Regions from separate parts of the Mus musculus genome. Here region 1 is linked to region 2. A link is a loop called in an ENCODE intact Hi-C map of the cell type or tissue named here. Cell type or tissue: left cerebral cortex. All regions are shown on one strand. Links, peaks and the distances in the headings refer to the core of each region. The heading gives the core; the rest is flanking DNA. Region 1 has its middle 15 kb from the start of Neurog1. Region 2 has its middle 19 kb from the start of Tifab.

Evidence for each region. Hi-C counts contacts between places; a loop is a spot of excess contacts. Peaks named below come from ENCODE experiments on the same cell type or tissue, not always from the same donor. Only the 100,000 strongest peaks of a DNase experiment are listed, where the experiment ranks them.
Region 1: a loop joins it to region 2, with 8 times the contacts of the local background. A loop is called at or near these places in 29 of 42 quality-filtered maps.

The regions. Positions count from the first base shown.
Region 1 is chr13:56,263,571-56,270,085 of GRCm38, forward strand. No RefSeq gene overlaps it. Among named protein-coding and RNA genes, the nearest start is that of Neurog1, 15 kb to the left of the region's middle. In left cerebral cortex, for the core only: CTCF peaks have their summits at 3,077 (motif pointing left) and 4,022 (motif pointing right); DNase peaks (open chromatin) are centred at 2,286, 2,831 and 3,053.
Region 2 is chr13:56,194,228-56,200,742 of GRCm38, forward strand. No RefSeq gene overlaps it. Among named protein-coding and RNA genes, the nearest start is that of Tifab, 19 kb to the left of the region's middle. In left cerebral cortex, for the core only: a CTCF peak has its summit at 3,436 (motif pointing right); a DNase peak (open chromatin) is centred at 3,440; H3K4me3 peaks cover 448 bases; H3K27ac peaks cover 538 bases.

The DNA.
Region 1 (6,515 bases), core at 1,771-4,270, 69 kb after region 2:
CAGCCCTTTCTCTACCCATCTTCTAAACATGAAGAGAGAGGATCAAGATGGTTAAACCACACGTTCAGGGTTGCAGGACCAGCCAATAGTGAAGCCGAGGTAGAAGCAGGATTAACTGGCTCAAGGTCTTAACCGCTGGTCAGAGGTTTTTCACTTCTTTCCTGCTTCTTAGAAACAGCTGGGTCTGTCTAGGGGCTGGGGTGGGGTACAGAACCCATAGCCCCAGACTGTGTGGGAGGGCCTGTTCCTTGCTGTGGAGATAGGTGACATTCTTCAAGGAAGGGCTGTGACTTGGTCCCATTGCTGAGTTTGGAGCTGGTCTCTGTTATTGCTTTCCTGGTGAGAACTGAGGGGTCTCGGTTTCACTTTTCATTGAGATGGTCTGTTTGAGTCACCGTTCTATTGCTGTGAATAGACACCACAACCATGGCCACTCTTATAGAAGAAGGCATTTAATTGGGGCTTGCTTAGAGTTCCAGAGGTTTAGTCCGATATCATCATGGCGGGGAGCATGGGGGACATGCAGGCAGACGCAGTAGCTGAGACTTATACATCTGAATCTGAAGGTGGCAGGAAGAGAGATTCACTGGGCCTGGCTTGGGCTTTGAATACTCAAAGCCCCTTCTACTTCCTCCAACAAGGCCATACTTTCTAATCCTCACCAATATTGCCACTCCCCAAGCATTCATATATATGAAACTATGGGGGCCATTCTTACTCAAACGACCACAGAATTCTTCTCATCTTTGGTCTCAAGCTCTGTGTATCAAAAGTGGAGGGTAGGGGTGGGAGGAAGGGGGTGGGAACCAGGAACCAGGTTTATAGGTTCAGTATTGCCTTCCCCAAGCTGGAGGAATTAGCTGGTGTGTGACATTTAGACCCTCTACTATCTAATCTGTCCCTTATTCACACAGTGAGAGAGGGTCTGAGTGGTCCAAAGAGCTAAAGCAGATGAAGGGGGCATTGTCCTTGCAAAACAGAGCATGACCTGGATACTAAGAGGTTCTGTAGAATTTATTCAATAGTCCATCCATCCCTCTATCCATTTGTTCTTTAGCCAGGGTGAATGATGTCTTAACCCCCTTTCTTAAATCCCTTAGAAAATATCCCATGTGCTTAGGATGAACCACCCCTATGTTCATCTGTTTTATTTTATGCATATGTGTATACCACCATTGCACTCTTCAGAGACACCAGAAGAGGGCACCAGACCCCATTACAGATGGTTGGGTCCAACAACATCAGCTCCTTTTACCCTCTGGCTCCCATTCAAAGGATCTCCAAGGGACCTAGGACCATGCCATCCTACTGGGTACACAGTCAGTCACTCTGGCACATAACCTTTCCATCAGCTGTCAGTACTTTCCACACATATCCCTCCACTCACTTCCTGTGTCCTTCTCCAGTGGCAATTCTACAGGCAGGACACAGTCCTTTGCTTGGCTTAATGTCCTAGTTGACTTCTCTGTTGCTGGGATAAATCCCAACCAAAAGTAACTTGAGCAGGGGAGTGGGGAGGAAAGGGTTAATTTCATCTTACAACTCCCAGGTCATAACCCCTCACCTATGGAGTCAGCATAAAAACTCAAGGGAGTAGCCTGGAGGCAGGTACTGAAGAGAGGCCATGGAGGAACTCTGGTTATTGACTTGCTGCCCCTGGCTTGCTTGCCCAGCTTTCTTAGTCCAGGGCCACCTGCCTAGGGTGTGGTACCACCCATAGTGGGCTGAGCCCTCTATATCATATTTAATTGTTTTTCTTTTTTGGTTTCTTAAGGCAGGGTCTCTCTATGAAAGCCCTAGTCTGTCCTGGAACTCACTCTTTAGAACTCAGAGATCCACCTGCCTCTGTCTCTCAAATGGTGAGATTAAAGGTGTGCACCAACACTGTCTAGTTCTACGGCAATCAAGAAAATCCCCTACAGACTTGCCTGCAGGTCAATCTGATAGAGGCAATTCTTTAAAGGCTGCTCCTTCTACAGGTGTCTATCCTGTATTTACAAAGTAACAAGATACAAAACAACCCCAAAGTAACAAGCACACCTCACCTATTAACCCATCTCTCCCATCTCTGCAACAGTGTTTCCACTTAGGGGCTGCTCAGATTTAGACACTGATTTGCATGTATTTTAAATATTTAAAATGCAGCCTTTTGTTGTATATCCCAGCTTTCTGGGTTCCAAGGAAACCCTGACTGAAGAAGGCAGCAGATCCTGCATGCATGTTTCTCTAAGCGTAAAGCTGTGTGCTTCTGAGTTGGCTGTGCCCAGAGCATATGGACACTAGGGAAGCCAAGGGCTGCGTGGGAGAGGTATTTGTCTCCTCACGTGTCTGGAAGCCTTCCTGGGAAGCAGAGCTCAAGTGTGGAAAGTCACCAGTGTGGTCCCCATGCTGCACCCCTAGGCATTTATAGAGCGTTCCCTAAGGTGGGCCACATACAGAGAGCAAGAGGAAGTGGGTGCTAAATAAACGGGGACCTCCTGTTGCCAGGGTAGCAGGAGAGAAAGCTATGGGACTTTTGAAAGAATAGAGTGAGCTAGGCATAGAGACTCTTCAGGTGAGCCCTCAGCAAACGCAGACTCTGGGGTAGGGATGGGTTGCCATAGGTAAAATGCCGCAGAAGACTTGCCAACTTTGAAGTGAGGTGTTACCCACACTGGACACACATATACATCACAAAGAGTAACGGATTACCATCGAGCATTTCGCTGGTGCGTGGTGCATGAGAAATATCACTTAACCCTCACATTAACGCCACAGGGCGAGAAGTTCCATTCCTCACTGTTCAGAGGTGTGGAGCCAACTGTAAAGCCAGAGGCTAAGCTCATCTCTTAAGTATTCTGCCTCTAAATATACAAGACAAGTAAGACACCGCTTTACGGGACAGAGGGAAATTTGTAGTTGTGCTTTAGGTTATTATTGGGAGGAGCATTCAGAGAGCATTGTGAACGTCTTATAAATGAAGTCATCTTTAGGGTCGTTCCCCCCCCCCCCCCCGTGTGTCTTTCTCAGAAGAACAGGCTCCCAATGAGGGCTTGAGGTCTTAGCTGAGCAGAGGTGGAAAGCAGCGCCACCTGTTGGTTAAATAGAGTATAATTGTTGTCAGGCTTGGGGAAAGAATGGGACACCCACACAGAGTACCTAGGTGGCACTTAGGTGCTAAATTGAGGTACAAGGAGGAGTCTTCAGGATGGTGGCTGGTGTGGTGCTTAAGGTGATTTGGGAGTCTGGGCTACATCCTATCGCCCTCGCTGGAAGAAGTGAGGAGTGTGTGCTGAATTGAACTCAAAAAAGAAAACAGGTTTTGTTGTTGTTGTTGTTGTTGTTTTTTCCTCAACAGAAATGTTGTAGGTTCGAGCTACTCCCTGCAGTGGAAGGTAAGGTACAAGGGCGGCCTTGGGGAGCGGAATGGTGGAACAGAGCATGCTAATTCACAGAAGGGGAAGCCTGTGGTCCCATCAAAACAATGAGTGCGTTGTTGAGCCTCTGATGCGGAAAGGTCTCCAAGGGATCTGGAGAGGCAAAAACCACACTGTAGATCACAGCGTGCCACATTGTATCGGAAGAAGAAAGGCTATAACCTGGGTACCATGCTTGCTTGTCTGTGCCCTAGGGAGCTGAGATATGCATAAGAAACAGATGGCAGGGTGAGGGAGAGGGCAGGGATAGGTGGGAGGGAGCCGTTTATCTCACAGTGCGGCTGTAATGTCTTAGGGTTATTTTTGTCTCTCCACACTCCGTTTTTAAATTTTACTGTAAAGCGGCCACCTTGCTTAGTCTTTTGACTCTGGGACTGTATCTTATGTTTTAAATTTTGATTTTTAAAATTAAGTGTATATATCTCATATTCAGCTTAGTGGGCATTTTCCCTCTCCCTTTCTTTCTTTCTTTCTTTCTTTCTTTCTTTCTTTCTTTCTTTCTTTCTTTCTTTCTCTCTTTCTCTCTTTCTCTCTTTTCTTTTTTTAATTTCGAATGTCTCATTGTCTGTGCTTCACATGTGTGCAGTGCCCATGGGGGCCAGAAGAGGGCGCTAATCCTTTGGCACTGGAATTACAGATGGTTGTGAGCTGCCGCATGAACTCGGAACCTCTGGAGCAGCCAGCACTGAGCCATCTCTCCAGCCCCTCAATTTAGGGTTTTCTAAAGAGGAAGATAATACAAAAGGAAAAGGGAATTGCCATCCCCTTTTGGCTCAGCTCTGGCTTTTCCTCCTGGACCTTTGCTTCTGTGGGTCAGGAGGGGCTGAGAGATTTTGGAGGGCCATGTGTGGCTCAGAGTTCCAGCCTCAGGATGCCCTGTAAACCCGGCATGTTGAAGGCAATCTATTTAGTTGACAGAATTGGCACATCTGTGTTCTGCAGTCCTTGGAGTCCCTGTGAGAGCCACTGTAGAATTCTATTCCTAAGCATTTGGGCTTCATCTCAACTCACAGTGTGTCTCCACATAGGGAGGAATATCAGGGATGGGGCATTTCCTTCCCTGTACTAGCTGGGTCATCTTCCTCAGTCTTGGCTGTGTGGTTCTAACTTAGTGGTCATGCCCTGCTTTTGCTCCCGTAGCCACTAAATTATCCTGTTTGCCTTTTTTCCTTTCCTTTTCTTTTCTTTCAATTTATTCTTTTTATGTACGTGAGTACCCTTGTACTGGCTGATTTTTGTGTGTCAATTTGACACAGGCTGGAGTTATCACAGAGAAGGAGCTTCAGTTGGGGAAATGCCTCCATGAGATCCAGCTGTGAGGGCATTTTCTCAGTTGGTGATCAAGGAGGGAGGGCCCATTGTGGGTGGTGTCATGCCTAGGCTGGTAGTCTTGGGTTCTATAAGAAAGTAAGCTGAGCAAGCCAGTAAGTAACATCCCTCCATGGCCTCTGCATCAGTTCCTGCTTCCTGACCTACTTGAGTTCCAGTCCTGACTTCCTACAAGAAAGCAGTATGAACAGCAGTATGGAAGTGTAAGCTGAATAAACCCTTTACTCCCCAACTTGCTTCTTGGTCATGATGTTTGTGCAGGGACAGAAAACCTGACTAGGACAACACTGTCATTCTCTTCAGACACCCCAGAGAGGGGCATCAGATCCCATTATGGATGGTTGTGAGCCACCATGCGGTTGTTGGGAATTGAACTCATGACCTCTGGAAGAGCAGTCAGTGCTCTTAACCACTAAGCCATCTCTCCGGCCTCCTGTTTGTCTTTCTTTACGTTTGATGACACTTTTATGTATTTTCCTGAGCTGTGCTTGCACATGCATAAATCTGGCTTTCGGGCCAAAGCAGCTTCCCCATTTGTCATGTTTCTTGATTTCTGTGGAGTAAATTCTCTCATTGTGGCTGATCTCAAGCTACCAATAACTTAATTGGCTCACAAGATGTCATAATTGGCACTCAGATACTGGAGGGGCTCACCCCAAAATGTCTTTGACTTTTCTCTTTATTGACCTGTTTGAGGAATCTATTTTTTTCCACCCAGGATTCGGTTCCTCCACAAACAGTTCTGTACCTTGCCCACATGCCTGGATCCCCTGTTCAGGTCTCAATAGTTAAATCTCCCTCTCATTTTAGTGGATGAATAATTTCTCATGGGGTGAAGTCACCCACTGGTTGATTTGTTCTCTAGGCTAGGAGCCATCCACCTTTTGTTATCGTAACTTTACAATGACTATTCATATATCATGTTATATACATACACATATCACTGTAGAGGCAGGATTTCTGGGTCAGATTGTATATGTAAACACTTTTGCCTAAGTGTGGCCATCTGTAGAATTTCTACCAACTTGTCACCAAGGATGAGTGAAAGGACTTTGCTGCACCCTCCCAACACTTCATATATGTTCATGATTTTAAAACAACTAGAATAAGTCAACTCTGACCAAGGTACCTGCCATCTCTACACTGGGGACATCATAATTTGTGTGGCAGGGAAGATAAACCTGCCCACTGCAGACTGAGGGAGAGAGCTGAGTCAGAGACAGGCTAAAGACACATGGGGCTGGCGGTCTAGCTCAGCAGCTACCAAAAAGGTTGCTGGTTTAAGGACAATACTTTCCATTGTAGCTGCAAGACAGAAAACCAAGATGATAAATAAATTCAGAGGACTCTGAGCTTCTCAGGCAGTTCCTGGGTGAAGAGAGAGAGAAATGGGGGCTCAAGTTTTATAGATCTGGCTCATCAAGGAATGGGTTTCATCTCTAATGGAGCAAATTGCTGAACCACTGCCCGTCTCTCGTCCTCAGAGGCAGTTCTCGCTTCTCCAGGGAAGAGACATGTTCCAGAGATGATGAACATTTAATTTCTGCTTCTTTCTTTTCTCTGTGTGCATGTGTGTATACATGTTTGTGTGTGTGTGTGTGCACATGCGCACATGGGTGTCAGAGGTTGACATCAAGTGTCTTCTTAGCCTCTATGGTTGTATATAATCAATATTATATATTAATTTAATTTTTATATGTGTGCATGTGTATGTACACATGTCTGAATGTGTCTATCTTATAAAGAAAAATTGGAGCTTGAGGGTCCAAA
Region 2 (6,515 bases), core at 1,886-4,385:
CATTCATCCACGCTTTGCCCACCCGCGTCGAGAGACCCCGTTCCACGCAGACACAGGGACCCAGAAGGTCTGCGGCAGCAAGGCAGGACATGATGTAGAAATCATGAGAGAACGCGCTTACTGGCTTGCTCAGCTTGCTTGCTTATACCACCCAGGACCAGCTGCTCTGGAGTGGCATCACCCACAGTAGGTTGGCTCACCTGCCCCACGTCAGTCACTAATTTAAAAAGTGCCCAGCAGGCTTGCCTACAGGCTGATCTTGTGGAGTGTTTTCTCAGTTGTGATTTCCCTCTTCTGACATGACTCTAGCTTATGTCAAGTCAACAAACAAACAAATGAACAACAATAGCAAAACAACCAGGATACCTTCATTCTAGAGCCCGGACTTTGGGGAAGAACCAAAGAGCATATGAACCAGCAGCTGGAGCCAGGCAAACGGTGTGTCAAATGCCCCCCGGGAGCTTATGCAATAGCTGAATGGTGTGTGGCACCAAGGGTGGATGCCTGAGTAGCAGCTCCAGTCCTCCAGGGCTCTGCCTGTCAGCGAAGGGACAGCAGAGACCAAAGGCTGCAAAGCCAAGTGGGGACTGAAAATCCGTGCCTGGCCATTTATGCTACACCGGAGCATTGGAGTCTACCCCACACAATAGGGACTGCTGGGGCTCTGAGGATAATGAGGGGTGGGAGCTTTGGGGGTTGTAGTTGAGGTGGGGGGGTGTCTAATAGAAGTCCCTTACTCAGAGTGTGGAGAAGTCTGCATGATATGGGGAGGAGGCACTCTTCTTGTACCATATCCTGGACATTGGCCTTGCTGGTCCTGTCTGTCTCTCCCATTCTGCAGCTGTGCCACTGAGCCCCTGATATTCATGTTTGTGACAGTGACCTTTGGATTTTAGGTATCAAGAAGATTCTGGGGCAGTGTTGCCTGCTTGGAATTTTAAGAAGCCAGGTACCTGGGTTCAAATCTGAATTCAGATATTTCTTATGTTGACCCAGAGGGGTCCTATATGTGGCCTTCCTGTTTTTGTTTTTATAGACAGTGTTGATATTGTGAAGAGTCAAAGGCTTAAAACGGGCAAAGGTCTTAGAGAAAGATCTCAGACAAGAAAATATGAAATAAAATACTGGCATTTGACTGCAGTTTCTGTTGGAGATATCTTTGAGAAAAGGACTGGTCTCTATTTTTTGAAGGGAGGGAGAGTAACTGATGGGACAACTTGACTTTATGTAGAAAAAGCCAAGGTGTCTGGTTGCCCACTGTCTTAATTAGGGTTTTACCGCCGTGAACGGACACCATGACCAAGGCAACTCTTATAAGGTCCACATTTAATTGGGGCTGGCTTATAGGTTCAGAGGTTCAGTCCATTATCATCAAGGCAGGAACATGGCAGCATCCAGGCAGGCATGGTGTAGGAGGAGCTGAGAGTTCTACATCTTCATCTGAAGGCTGCTAGCAGAAGACTGACTTTTAGGAAGCTAGAATGAGGGTCTTAGAGCCCATGCCCACAGTGATACACCCACTCCAACAAGGCCACATCTACTCCAACAGGGCTATACCTACTTCAATAAGGCTACATCCACTCCAATAAGGCCACACGTCCTAATAGTGCCACTCCCTGGGCCAAGCATATACAAACCATCACACCCGCCACACTGAGATGGTAGGACACTGTTGTTGACAACACCACTCACTCTGATTCAGGCCACAGAGAAATAAACCTTGACAGCTCAGGAAAGCCGTGGTTACCTACCACAGTGCAGAAAGGTGCTGCACGGGCTGCTATGGAAGCCTGCATGCTACAATGCTGACCTCTGACGGGATGTGCCTGCTGGTGTTGAAAGAACTCAGTGGGGAAACCCCCACTCAGCTCCCGATTTGGCGTGCACCCAAGAATCACGAATAGAACACAACACCTTGATGTAACAACAAGAGGTTTTTTAATGGCGGAGCTCCGGGTCAAAACGTATCTCACATAACAGGAGACAGTGGATTCAACCACGAGGCTTGGAAGCTAGGGGTTTTTATAGAAAAGGAGTGGGGCTGGGGGAGGAATTGGCGCGGTTTCACATGATTGGTCCATTTAAACATCAGCAGCCTGTAACATTTAACTTAGGTCAGAGGGGTGGGAGCTAGGGAGGCGATGGGCTTGCCCGGGCATGTCCTGGTCTGTTCTGCTATGTTCTCAGCCCCAGGTTTCAAAGCTCAGAAACAACTCTTTGGGCTATTTAACATACATTACATGAATTACAGTTTTATTTCCTTTCAGTGTCACCATGCCAACATAGTTAGAGACAACCAAGCACTTTCTAACTTGATTTAAGGCCTGCACCACAGTAGAGATTTTATGCCTATACTGTAAGCTTGGTCAAATGTCAGTGGCTCCAGAGGTCATGGGCTCTGGGTGGGAACCTATTATCGTTGTTTTACCAGATGGGCTTGCTGTCAAACTTCCTCCTAAATATTTGTATTCATGCACATAGATTTCTGCTGCCTGGAAGCTTGGTCAGAGAAGCCATTATCTGCATTGTCCAGCAGATAATGCAGAGACTCAGATGCATCCTAGGGCTGGTTCTGCCCGGAAGTTGATCTAGCGTCCCATCAGGTTCTGTTCCTCTCTCTTACTTCAGTCAGGTCTGATCCTCTGTGTATTTTTTTTCTGGGGGGGTGGGGTGGGTGGGGGAGTGTTGGTGTTGCCCATATTTAAAGTGAGCAGGTCTGGAAGCAGGAAGCCTGAGGGATCTTGCTAGAGGTGGCAAAAGGTCAGCTGAACAAAGCAGAGAGAATCGTGGGCTAGGAGACAGCGGGAGCGGACAATGGCAGCCGGGCTCAGAGAGCTGGGGTAGCAACTCATAAACTGGGGACATCCTGGAGGGTGGCTGGAGAGAAGGAGCCGAGCCTGAGCGGGTTGGAGGCTCTCGTGCTGTGTAGGCATCAAAGAGTGGCTTTGTTTTCACTCTCCTGTTAGGTTATGTACTTAGGTTACATATGTACGTAGGTTACATAAGTAGCGTACGTAGGTTACGTACTAATTACGGGCTTGCTTTACAGACTGGGAGAGATGGCAAAATGCCTGCCCGGGTCCCACAGCTAGTAAGTGGCAGGGCTGTAAAATGGCACTGGGTTCTGTCTGCCCCCAATGCCTGCTTGTCATAGTGCTGCAGTAACTGCCAGGGTCCGGGAATCCTGCCCCAAGTCTCCAAAATCATCTTAAATTCACAACCTGGAGTGGCGAGTTGAAGAGAAGCCGTTTCTTTCATATCCTCGATACATCGTATCTCTTTTCACAAGAAACCAGCAATTTGTTGGTGCTTTTCACAAGAAGCCAGCAACATTTGTTGATTTCCAGGCAGTGTGTGGGTGGCTGGGGTGTGGATTTCCGTGGAGCGTCTTACTGACGAATGACCTCAAGGGGGCTCCATCCGGCAGCTAGACAAGTCCTTTCCTGCTGGTCCGCAGAACTGCCAGTAGATGGCGCGCTAACCTCGTTCCCTGTCGGATGCTTCTTGCTGCTCAGCTCTCAGCTCTGATCACTGAAAGTCCCTCATTTAACAGACTCTGGCTCACATGCTGAGTTTCAGGGCTAGGTGTGAGCTTATATTCAGCCTTCCCAGGCCACTGCGGCTCAATGTAAGAGTTAATAAGACAGAAGTAGCCTGAGACAAGGGATTGGGACTGGAGAAGTCCTGGACTGAGTGGCTTTTGCTGTCTGTTGGAGGGTTGGGCATTCATAGAAACAGTCACCACCAAGTACTCAGTTTTTGCTCAAGAAGCTAATGGGGCCCAGTGCGGTGTCAAACCTGTGATCCTTCACTCAGGAGGCAGGCGCAGGTTCATGAATTTGGGGCCAGCCTGATCTATACAGGGGTCAGCCTGATCTATACAGTGAGCTCCAGGTCAGGCAAGACTATATAGTGAGATCCTATCTCAGAAGAAGGAGGAGGAGGAGAAGAAAGAGGAGGAAGAGAAAGAGGAGAGGAGGGAGAGAAGGAGGTGGAAGAACAAGCAGGAGGAAGAGAGGAGGATAAAAAGGAGAAGCAGGAGGAGAAAGAAGGAGGAAAGAGGAAGAGGAGGAGGAAGGAGGAGAAGGAGGAAGAGAAGCAGCAGCAGCAGCAGCAGCAGCAGCAGCAGCAGCAGCAGAAGAAGAAGAAGAAGAAGAAGAAGAAGAAGAAGAAGAAGAAGAAGAAGAAAGTGAGAGTTTCCTGGAAAGCAGACGTCATTGGTCATAGCTGGGGTTCAGGCAGATGCTGTGACACTTGGACTGACAGAGGAGAGGGACAAGGCTGGTGTAGCACCTACAGGCTGACTGGTGCTTTCCTGGGTACTGTGCATGTCTAGGTCACCCTCACAGCAGCTCTTTCAGGAGATAGTATTGTCCTCGTTGGACAGATAGGAGATGGGGTTTTGAGAGGGAAGGGTGTCAGATAGGCCAAGAGAAGCTGTGCTAACGGCACAGGGTGGTGGAGCGTAAGGGAGCTAGGGCCAGGATTTTAGAAGGAACAGACTGTGGGCCCTTTGGGAGCACTGGACTCAGAGAAGCCTTCCACAGTGAGTCAGGACAGCTCCTGGCTACAGGCTCTCCACCTGCAAGGTGACCTGGGTCAGGTCTCCAGACCAGCTCTGGCCCCTTACTTGAAGGCTTGACTGCTAAGGCTCATGGTCTTTGGATCCCAGGGCAGATGCTAGGGTGGGATAGAGAGGCAGGTCTTAGGCTGGTACCTCTTCCTGTCTGCTAGCCTTTGTGGAAGGCTCCTAAAGTTCGTTGGCTTGGCCTTGGTTTCTGGCTGAAGACATGTATGCAGCTTGTGTTTGATTCCGAATCACTTTGTTGGGCCTGCAATCCATGCTTCCCTAAGTCACACACCAAGGCAACTGCTCAGAAAACCAGTTGCTAGCTGCCTGTGGTACCTCGTGCCTGTGATTTCTGCATTTGGGAACTTGAGACAGGAGGATAACCACAAGTTCAGGACCAGCTTGGGCTATATATTCAGTTCCAGGCCAGCCTGGCTTACAGAGTGAGATACTATCTTGAATGTTTTAAGCAAGCAAGCAAGCAAGCAAGCAAGCAAGCAAGCAAGCAAGCAAGCAAGCAAACAAACAAACAAAAACCAGCCATCCCCTCAAAAACTCTTCCAGCCATGCTTGATCTTCTTCATACCCCCCTCCTCCTCTCCCTCCTCCTTCCTTCAAATAGTTCACTGTTTTTCACACAGACTCTGCTTTTCTTTGACTTTTTTTTTCATATATAATCTGTAAAGGGCTCTCACGTTATTTCAGAATATATTCTGGGCCCTATTCTGTGCTCAATTACACACCTTCTATAGTTGATTTTCATGAAATTTAAATAACAAAGAGGGGACGCTTATGTCATTTCTTCCTTATAAAAACACACCCTTTAAGTCCATTCCTGCTGGAAGGCTGCAGCGGTCCATCCGAAGCAGTTTAGCAGCTTGTGTGGGTGGCGTCTGTGCTGCCTCATTAGCAGTGGCTGAGAGGAGAGGTGTGTCCTGCAATCAGGAGCTACGGTTGCGCGCACTGCTCCCAATCTGAAAACAGCCTGCCCCGAACACCAAACTGTCCATCAGGACTCCACAGCAACATCTGCTTGTCCCTGGAAATGTGGCATAATGGGGCAGGGCCATGGTGGCCAGGGAGGTTTGGCAGGGAAGTCAGAGGCCTGTCTTGTGGGACCTGGATTGGAAGAAGACATCAACCTGGGGAGGGGGCCACAGATGGGCTGACCACAAAGCAGTCAGTACTCGTTGACCTGGCCTCCATGGCAGTCAGCAACCTGCAGGCTGCTTCCTCCACTGCCCAGGTTAACAGAGAGCCAGTGTTCTCCTGAGCTTGCCCAAAGTCCTGGGAGCCAGGGCAGAGCAACAAAGAAAAGCAATGTGCTCTATGGGACCCTGAGATGGCGCTGTTCTTTGAGCTCTAAGGTGATTATATTTGACATCCAGTTTTAGATTTTCCCATCCAGAGCCAGGCAGGGTAGTGTGCACCTGTAACTACAGTGATTTGAAGTTGGAGAAAGGGGGCAGAAGAAATGACTCAGTGGATAAGAGCACTGACTGCTTTTCCAGAGGTCCTGAGTTCACTTCCCAGCAACCACAGGTTGGCTCACAACCATCTGTAATGGGATCTGATGGCGTCTTCTGGTGCGTCTGAAGACAGCAATGGTGTACTCACAAACATACAATAAATAAAAACCTTTTAAAAAAAAAGTTGAAGAAAAGATAATCAGGAGTTCAAGGTTATTTTCAGCTACTTAGTGAGTTTGAGGTAAGCCTGGGCCATGTTAGACTCCTCTCTTTAAAAAAAAACAAGATCAACCTTTTGGGTAGTACACCCATGTGGGGTATAGGAGAGAGGAACTAGAGTGTGTCTTGGAGAGAGCTGTTGGGACCTCTGGCAGCAGAAGTTGCTGGACTTGAAGTGGTTACCACATACCCAGCCTCTGATTCCCATATTCCAGTGTGCACTGTCTCTATCCCTCTAGGATAGCTTCCTCCTGGTA